2 separate regions of the Mus musculus genome follow, and region 1 is linked to region 2. A link is a contact called in ENCODE POLR2A ChIA-PET data. All regions are on one chromosome and are shown on one strand. Each heading gives the region's core, a stretch centred on a gene start or an enhancer-like site at or near the end of the contact. The rest is flanking DNA. Distances are from core to core; before and after follow the strand shown.

Region 1 (4,905 bases), core at 2,050-4,549, 140 kb after region 2:
GACCTCTGGAAGGATGGGCAGCAGCAACCACAGCAGGAGAAAGCAGAGCCTGTCCTGGACGGGGCTGCTGCCCGGGCTTTCTATGAGGCTCTAATCGCAGATGACAGTAGTTCCTCTAAGCCCCAGAGAGCTGAACCTATGAGGGAGAGGAAGAAGAAGAGAAGAAGAGTGACTAGGGAGCCTGCAGCAGCAGGAGTCCCCAGACAAGGAAGAGCACTTGAGGATGAAGACAGGATGGCCCAGTGGATCCTGCTGGCAGCCCAGAATGGGGATCTGACAGAACTCCGGAGGCTGCTAGAACCCCAAGAGGCAGGGGGAGCTGGAGGGAATATCAATGCTCGTGATGCCTTCTGGTGGACTCCCTTGATGTGTGCTGCCCGAGCAGGCCAGGGCGCCGCTGTGCGCTATCTCCTGGGCCGAGGAGCTGCCTGGGTTGGAGTCTGTGACCTGGGAGGCAGAGATGCTGCCCAGCTGGCTGAAGAAGCAGGCTTCCCTGAGGTAGCCCGTATGGTCAGAGAGAGTCATGGAGAGACAAGGAGCCCTGAGAACCAGAACCGGTGAGGAGGGAGCCTTCACTTACACCCATCTTTATTGTGTTCTTCCTTTCCTGGGCACCTCATACTAAGGGCCCACAGCAGCTAAAGGGGGCTATTCATCCTCTGGCATATTCAGTCATAGAGTAACAATGGGCGTGGTCTTTGTGCATTTGAATCTTGGTTCCATTTATTTGCAGTGCCAGCCTAAAGTCTGCAAATCTCAGTCCTTGTCTGAGAATTGGGGCTAAGACTTTTTCCTCAAAGGGGTGTTAAGATACAGTAGGTTAATGTGGAAAGAGATGGGGTAGGATGGGATGGTGCTTGTCACACAGTTTGCACTTTATAAATGCCAGCACTACTCATTATTCCTGAGAGCTTGAGGCCTACCTGACAGTATTCCAAATATTCCCTACTGGGAAGACCCTGGGGCCCCTTTCCAAGACAAGATACAACCAAAAGATGCTGCTGACATTGGGAGAAAGGCAAAAAGTACTTTGCTCTGCTCTGCCTGGTGCCTGAACAACTTGAGGCTCTGTTCATCTTTTTTTTTCCTCCCCTATAACATATTTCTTTCTCTGCAGATCTACCCCCTCCTCGTCCCAGTTCTGTGAGGACTGTGGTGCCCACTTTGAAGACTCCAACCACCACACATCTACTGCTCACCTGCTGTCACTGTCCAGGAGACCCCAGCCCTCCAACCTTCCCCTTGGGGTGCCCACTTCCAGTCCTGGCTTCAGGCTACTGCTGAGAGGTGGCTGGGAACCAGGAATGGGGCTAGGACCCCGGGGTGAAGGCCGTGCCAACCCTATCCCCACTATCCTCAAGAGGGACCAGGAAGGATTGGGTTATAGATCCCCACCCCAACCCCGAGTCACACACTTTGCAGCGCGGGATACCCGGGCTGTGTCTGGGAGAGAGAGAGTCCCTCGAGTTGCCACACTGAGTCAGAGGGAGAACAGAAGGCAAGAAGAAAAGGGCAGAGCCTGGGAGCGAGATCTAAGACTGTACATGAACCTCGAGTTCTGACTGATATGGACTGGCCCTGGTCTGTCACTCGCTGGACTTGGGCCTCTGACTTGGACACTTGGACTTCCGAACCCTTAGGCCTTAGCTGTTGGGCTCTGATTTTAGAGAGAAGGGCGGAGAGTTGGGAGATAAATAAACTTCCTTCCTTGTGGTTTGTTTACTTTCTTGAATGATATAGTAGGGAATTGGAACAAATCTGAGAGTCACATAGAAGTCTCACCTGAGCCAAAAGGACAAGCTCTCCGGGTGACAAAAGAGAGTCCCCAGTCCTGCTGGCTGCATTCTACCTGCTCCTTGAATCCCCGCCCCCACACACACATTAGGAATTGCCCCACTTTGTAAAACACCCCTCTGAGTATGTGTCTAGGCCAGTCAAGTCAGTGACAAGTATCACAAACCAAGTGTGCTATGTGTTGGAGAGGGGCGGGCATAGCTTGGTTAGAGCACCTGCCTAACACTGGGAAGACCCTGGGTGGGGCCCCTCTCCAAGACAAGATGCATCCAAAAGATGCTGCTGACATTGGGAGAAAAGCCAAAGATACTTTGCTCTGCTCTGCCTGATACAAACCTTGAACTTGAGGAAGCCAGCTGTGATGAAGTGTAATACCTTGTGGTAGGGAAGTTAAAAGTCCCCAGAGAGGAAGTAGAGTCCTGCAGGATTGGCCAATACAACTAATGTCATCCAACCTGTGTGACATTCTAGCTGTGACCAGAGCTCTGACCTCCCAGATAAAAAGTTCAAGATGAACTTTTTTTCTTTTTGTTTTTTGAGACACAGTCTCTCACTATGTGTAGACCAGGCTGGCATCAAACTCAGCTAAAACTGGTTCTGGAGTGCTACATGGGGCTTAACCTAGGGCTTCATACCTGCTTACTGAGTTAGGATTCCAAGGCTTAAGGCAGTCCTAAGAGATCATTTCACTCCCTGAAAACCAGGCAATATGCTTTTCTACACTTCTCTTACGTACTTGGCACCCCCAATCCCTTGAGATGCTTATACAGAGTGCTAGGAACATGAAAGCTTTCAAATCCCAGTCTGGAAGGCCAAAGGGCGGCTGCTTAAATCACGTGGCTCCTGTTATTTACCTTTCTGGACCAGCATTACAAGATATCTCAGGTGAGAAATGGAGGAATGGCGGGGGTTGTGAGAAAGAACCACAGAGAGGCTGGAATCGTCACACAGGGAAGCAGTGGCAAGAGGATCGACTCAAAGGCAGTCTGGGCAACATATGTCCAAGCCTTTCCTGAGCTATATATATCCTGAGCTATATATATATATATATATATATATATGGATCTAAGCTACATATATAGGGGACCTGTCCTTAAAAACAAAGCTGGGCAGTGGTGCAGCGTGCCTTTAATCAAGGAGACAAGAGGCGGGCAGATCTCTTTTGAGTTCAAGGCCAGTCTGGTCTACCGAGCTAATTCAAGATAGCTAAAGTTACATTGAAAAACAAAACAAAAAAATCCCAAACTAAGGGCTAGAATACCTAACCAGTGTCAGCGGCGGGAAGGTCTGGGAGGTGAGCAGCCGAACCCGGGTTCGTGCTCAGGGTCTGGTCTTAGGTGGTCCTCTCTCTACGCCTGCGCTAGTGAATCGCGGGGGCTTCGGAGGAGGTCGCTCTGTCGAGTCCGCCTCACGGGTTGCGGAGCTCCGCCCCCGCTGGTCCCTCCCGACCCGGTACAGCTGCTTCCGGGCTCGCACGGCTCCCGGAGGCCGCTCCCCGGACGCTGGGCCCCACAGCTACTCGCTGCGCGAGCACCCAGACGCCTGGGTCCCCAGGTAGGCCTGTACTGTGTCTTGCGTCTGCGATCTCCAAGGACATCTCTGTTCTGACCTTGCGGAGGCCGCGTCTCAGCTGCGCCCTCGCGGGACAGTAGGGCCACTTTTTGGAATGATAGCTTCCTAAGTTAAGGGATGCACTTAACTGACTGGAGTTCGCTAGACACTTCCATCCCGTCTTCCTCTCAACAGAGACTTCCTGTTCCTTGAGCTCCCTTGGGCAGCGATTTGAAGGTTCCTCAGTTTCAGGACCGAAGGACCCTGGGCCACCACCTTCTTTCCTTCAATGGAACACCACCTCTCCCCTTTCTGGGGCACCTTGGGATGTGGTCTTGGTGAGTGAAACTTGGGGTGCTGACTGCTGGGAAGGAAATCTGAAAGCACAGAACATTGTGGGGGTGACCCTGGCCTTATCGGGCTCTAGAAGTCTTGTTAGTGTGTGGGGTGGCAAATGGATTTCTTTTCCCTTAGACTGACACGGAAGCAGGCCATTTACCACACTTGGGGCTGTGTGAGTCCTTTCTGAATTCAGAGTAGGACAATATCACCAAGCAGACACCTCTTCTGAACCGGAACTGATTCTGGCTTCGGAGGAGATCCTGAGAATCTTACGCAGAGTCAGGAAGTGGTCACAGATTTGGGAAGCGCATTGCACAGCTCAGTCATGTTCCTTCGACGGCTTGGTGGCTGGCTACCTCGACCTTGGGGTCGAAAGAAATCAACAAAGGCTGATTTGCCTGCCCCAGAACCCAGATGGGTGGACAGCTCCCCGGAGAATTCGGGGAGTGACTGGGACAGTGCTCCAGAGACCATGGGAGATGTGGGGCCCCTTAAGACCAAGGATTCAGGAACACGGAGACCCCCCGGGGCTGCTCCAGAGTCTAGCAGGGACCTCAAAGTGGATCAACTGGGGAGCAAAAGAATGGATTCCCTCAAGCGGGACAAGACTGCCTCTACCATTCAAGAGCCTGCAAGACTGGAGTCTGGAGGGGCCATTCCCAAACTAGACTGGGATCCTGTGGATTCAGGTGGCGTGAAGAACCTTGGAGTGTCCGCTCAAGGGAGACTAGGCACCATTGGGCCAGAAGCCCTGTTGGAGAAACCTGGTCGCCGTCAGAAGCTGCTGCGTTGGTTACGGGGGGAACCAGGGGCTCCTTCACATTACCTGCAGGACCCAGAGGAGTACCTGCAGATCTCTACCAACTTGACCCTGCACCTGCTGGAGCTGCTTGCCACAGCCCTGCTGGCTCTGTGCTCCAGGCCACTCCGAGCCATCTTGGATGCTTTGGGCCTTCGAGGACCTGTGGGCCTCTGGCTTCATGGGCTGCTATGTTTCCTGGCCGCCCTACATGGGCTCCACGCTGTGCTGAGCTTACTTACTGCCCACCCCCTGCATTTTGCCTGCCTCTTTGGCTTGTTGCAGGCCCTGGTGCTGGCTGTCAGCCTCCGGGAACCTGTTGAAGATGAGGAGACCGCTGATTGGGAGAGTGAGGGGCAGGAGAGGGAGGCCAAGGAGCAGAGGGAAGGTCCCGGAAGGATGTTGTGACTGGGAGAGGG
Region 2 (4,796 bases), core at 1,155-3,654:
CGAGACAGGAGTTCTCTGTGTAGCCCTGGCTGTCCTGGAACTCAGAGATCCCCCTGCCTCTGGCTCCCAAGTGCTGGGATTAAAGGCGTGTGCCACCACTGCCCCACACGGCAGAGTTTCTTGGAGCCCAGGCTAGCCTAAAACATTCTATACACCATTTTATTTCCTGGTATCTGTAAGCTGTCAATGGTCCTTGAAAATTAAGAAAGGAAGATATGCATTTTTCCATTCGTGGGTCCCTTGTGAATGTTTAACTTGATAAGGGCAAAGTACTTGAATTTGTGTAAGTTCATTTCCAACAAAACCATTTTGCTTTTTGTTTTGTTTTGTGGTTTTGAGACAGGGTCTAATATAGCCTAGGTCTGCCTTGAACTCTGATCACGATACCTCCACCTGCCAAGACAAACATTTCCTAATTCTCAGGCACCCTGGGCCCAAAGGACGCAGTTGCTAAATGTACTGACTGCTTCTATCCAGTGACAGCTTGTTTTCGATTCAAATCTTAAGGATTCTGCTGAACTTGGGAACAAATCCTGCTTGGTACCATGCTGGATCCAGCTCTGAACACAGTGATGTGCACCGGTAATGCCAGCACTGGGGGAGTGGGTAGGTAGGGCAGACAGAAGAAGCATCTTAGGGTCTTGCTGGCAAGTCAGTCTAGCTGAATGAACCTGTCAGCTCCAGGATCTATGGTAGATCCTATCTCAGAAAATGAGAGAAATGACTAAGTGGTTAAGAACACGTGTTGCTCTTCCACAGGACCAGGGTTTGATTCCCAGCACCTATGTGGTGGCTAACAACTGTAACTCTAGAGGATCCAACACTCTCTTCTAGTGTCTGGGAGCACTGCCCATGTGTACACAGATGGACATGCAAGGAAAAACGCTCACACATATACAATTTTAAAATATTAAATAAGGTGGAAAGAACAGGCAGTATCTATCTCTGGCCTACACAGTCATGCATGCTCCAGCCCTCACTCCCACCCCCAGGAAACCCTGGCTACAATCTATTTAGATTATTACACTAGAGAATTCCACCCTGCAATCAGCAGGTTTAGACTCTCAGAATTTTCACCTGTGTCCCGTGACTGCCTTGCACCTACAGCCAGCCTCAAGAAGAGAAGACAGAATAGAAAGTGTTTCCCTATTTATCCAGACATGATATCCACAGAAGATACAACCTAGCAACTTCCCACTTAATGTAATTATTTAAAAAAAAAAAAACAATAGGGCTGGAGAGATGGCTCAGCAGTTAAGAGCACTGACTGCTCTTCCAGAGGTCCTAAGTTCAATTTCCAGCAAGCACAGAGTGGCTCACAATCATCTGTAGTGGGATCTGATGCCCTCTTCTGGATGTCTGAAGAAAGCCACAGCATACTTACATAAAACAAGTCAATCGAAATAACAACAAAGCCCTTTCATCTCAGACCATCTCTTTCTTCTCTGGAACTTGCCTACTGAGGCTTTTCTAGTTTTTTGTTTTTTTTTTAAATCAGTCAGCTCTTGTGAACTCCTTCACAACCAGCATGTTACAAGCCTGGTAATGCTGTTCCCAGAACATCCAAAGTAGTATCTGTCGGTGATCTAGTTGAAAATATTTCAGTAATGCAGGGATGGATCAGCAGTTACAAGCATCTGTTGCTCTTCCAGAACACCCAGATTTGATTGCCAGCACCCACAAGGAGGCTCACCATTGTAACTCCAGGCCCAGGGCATTTGAAGCCCTCTCTTCTACCAGGAACTCATGTAGTACAGACATAACATACAGGCAAAAACTGTCAAACACACACAAAAAAAGCTAAGATAAAGTAAAATATTTCTGTCACTGAGTTCCAGTCAGTTTAGTCCTTTACAGACGAGTCCTATGCCAAATTATATATATATATATAACATTAGAGCTGGGATGTTGTTCATTTGCTTTGCTTAGAATGTGTCCGCTCTGGGTCAACTTTGCACCCCAAAAGACTGAAATTGAGAGAAACTTACTTACTGGGAACCTTTGATAAGAATCAGGATTTGTGTTCCGGTTTCTCTCTCACACTCACACACACCATAACCAGTGTGTATTGGTGTATATTTTATTCTCTGACACAGGGTCTTGCTATAATAGCTTTAGTTGACCTCTAAACCAGAATCCTCCCGTCTCAACTCCAGGATTCCAGTTGGGCACGAACGCTGTCCAGCTCTTAGCAACATTTTAAATTTTACTAAAGAATACGCAAGTCATAATTTTCTCAATCTTCCCAATAATTCCCCATAGAAAACGTAGACTACGAGCTAATCACGCGGCAGAGAGAAAAGTCTCAACAACCATCAGAAAAAGAGACGAACTACGTCCAACGCGCAGCTGCCACGGCCCACGCATGCGCTTGTGAGAAAGCGGCTGCTCGGGAGGAAGTGGGGGGGACAGGAAGTTCCGCCCCTCTACCGGTTTGGCGGTCCTCTCGGCTCTGCCCTACCCCGCTCCCTTTGAGCCTGAATTCAGCCGAGGTTTTCGCGGCTCCCCGTGCGCCTGCGTGATCCAGTCTTGCTTCACGCGCGGGCTCGCGCTCCGGCTCCCGCCCTGCCTCCGGCTCGCAGTCCCCGGCGCCTTCCTTCGCGGTCCAGGCCGCCCCGCGTGGCGCCAGCACCATGGTGGGTACCGTGACGTCAAAAGGGAGCGCCGCCGCTCGCGGCGGGCGGTTCGAACCGTGCGGGCGTGGGTGCGGGCACTCGTGTCGGTCGCTTGGGGCGGCAGCCAGGCCCCAGGGTTTTCCGTACAGCCTTACTGCCCACACCCCAGTGTGAGGAGGCTGCTCGGAGCCGATGGTGTTTTGGGGGAAACCTTTAGCAAGTCCAAGAGAAAGCCCACGGGCGCCGGGGGAGAACGGGAAGCGAGCCTTGCACTTCTGTGCTGTTGACGAGGACTTTGTGAGGGTGCGGTTGGGAAGCGGTCTCAGCTGGGAGGTGGTCGACTCAGAGAGTGGGTTCTAGCGTCGAGGGGTGCAACGCAGGTCCTGTCACTCCGTGGCTCCGTGAACTGCAGAGTCCCGTTTAACGGATTGTTGTTGGTTATGAAGTTTTGAGAACTACTAGGAGGGGCTACAAAGACTAGTATTTCAAAATACTGTCACGGGCTCCTCCTCCCCGTCCCTTTTCATGTGATAGTTCCTCCCTCTTTTCCAATAGCTCTTCTACTCCTTTTTCAAGTCTCTTGTGGGCAAGGATGTAGTCGTGGAACTCAAGAATGACCTGAGGTAGGTCCTTATTTTAGCGAGTTGGTGGAAGGTGGGGGTGCCGGGTGTCCTGATCCTTTTTGTCGTTGTTGTTGACAAAGTTACTTCAGAGTAGGTAGGCAAAACACAGAAGAAATACCTTTCGTCTTAAGTGTAAAAGATTAGTTTAAGAGTGAGCCTGGTATTGTGACACATGCTTGTAATCCCAACACTGAACGCAGAGGTGTGAGTTCAAGGACAGCTTGGTCTACATATGTCCAGGGCCATCCGGAGTTACACAGTGAGATACAGTTAAGTAACATGTATGTGTAGTCCTGGCTGTCCTGGAACACACAGATCCACATGCCTCTGTCTCCTGAGTGCTAGGATTTGCCTGGCTGTATCATTTGCTCTTAACGATTCAGGAGTTGGGGTAAATGCTTAAATGCTGTACCACTGGAAATATGTTTATGGGTTCTTGTCACATCCGTTAAGGTCTACTTGGTTCCTAATAGTGCTTCGAAAATTATAGTTTCATTGAAGCCGGGTTTTGTTTGCTTTTGTTTTCTTTCATGTACTGGGCATGCTCAACAAGTGAACTTCATATGCAGCCCTCATGTTTCTCTTTAAAATAACTTTTTTTTTTTTTTCCAGACAGGGTTTTTCTGTATAGCCCTGGCTGTCTTGGAACTCACTCTGTAGACCAGGCTGGCCTCGAACTCAGAAATCCGCCTGCCTCTGTCTCCCGAGTGCTGGGATTAAAGGCGTGTGCCACCACCGCCCAGCAAAATAACTTTATTTGTAGACTCTTGAAACCTTTGAACACACATCAGTGGTTGACCAGCAGGATGGTTCTGACCAGTGTGGCCAAGTTAGAAGCTGGCCCAGACTGAGGTGCAGACTAAGACCTTTCATAGTCTAAAAGTCAAATCACACGAATGGTCTACAGAGCTGTGGGGATTCATAGGATGTAGAGAGTGAGGAAGTAAAACTCAGGATCTGAGGTGGTTAAAGTTGGTTACACAGAGGGTAAATATAATATAAGGTGGGGCATGTAAGGTGGTATGGGAGCACTGGCCTTGATAACCTTGCTTAGGGGCTAGAGGGCTGGAGAACTGAGAAGACTTGACTTGTATCTTCATTATTAAAGATAAGTTGGGGGGGATAACATTTGAAATGTAAATAAAGAAAATATCCAATTTTTTAAAAAAGAAGAAGAAGCCGGGTGTGGTGGCGCAGGCCATTAATCCCAGCACTCGGGCTACACAGAGAAACCCTGTCTCGAAAAAAAACAAAAACAAAAAAAAACCAAACAAACAAACAAAAAACTCATACGAGAAAAAAAAGAGTGTAGCAAAAATAATAAAGAGTAATTCCAGCTACCAGTATGTGTACATAGGTCTGTGACTCCAAAGCAGTAAATGTTTACAAATAACAGTTAGGGAAGCTGCAGAGATTGCTCAGTGCTTTAAAAAGAGCTTGCTGGGGGCTGGAGAAATGGCTCAGAGATTTTAAGAGCACTGACTGCTCTTCCGAAGGTCCTGAGTTCAAATCCCAGCAACCACATGGTAGCTCACAACCATCTGTAAAGAGAGCGGAC

Evidence for each region. ChIA-PET counts read pairs that join two places held with the same protein, here RNA polymerase II (POLR2A).
Region 1: POLR2A ChIA-PET joins it to region 2 with 13 read pairs in Patski. The contact joins the promoter of D17H6S53E here to the promoter of Lsm2 in region 2. POLR2A ChIA-PET finds 5 or more read pairs at or near these places in 3 of 5 experiments (Patski and embryonic stem cell).

Annotation. Positions count from the first base shown.
Region 1 is chr17:35,123,103-35,128,007 of GRCm38, forward strand. D17H6S53E (DNA segment, Chr 17, human D6S53E) reads left to right here and starts at 3,300. Exons shown (of 3, transcript NM_033477.2): 1 at 3,300-3,348; 2 at 3,541-3,683; 3 at 3,820-4,905. The coding sequence starts at 4,013. The coding sequence ends at 4,894. Gm20522 (predicted gene 20522) reads right to left here and starts at 3,241. Exons shown (of 3, transcript NR_168268.1): 1 at 3,056-3,241; 2 at 2,131-2,213; 3 at 1-136. It overlaps Gpank1 (G patch domain and ankyrin repeats 1), which reads left to right. Exons shown (of 2, transcript NM_032460.2): 1 at 1-557; 2 at 1,118-1,713. The coding sequence ends at 1,562.
Region 2 is chr17:34,979,450-34,984,245 of GRCm38, forward strand. Lsm2 (LSM2 homolog, U6 small nuclear RNA and mRNA degradation associated) reads left to right here and starts at 2,405. Exons shown (of 5, transcript NM_001110101.2): 1 at 2,405-2,636; 2 at 3,171-3,238. The coding sequence starts at 2,634.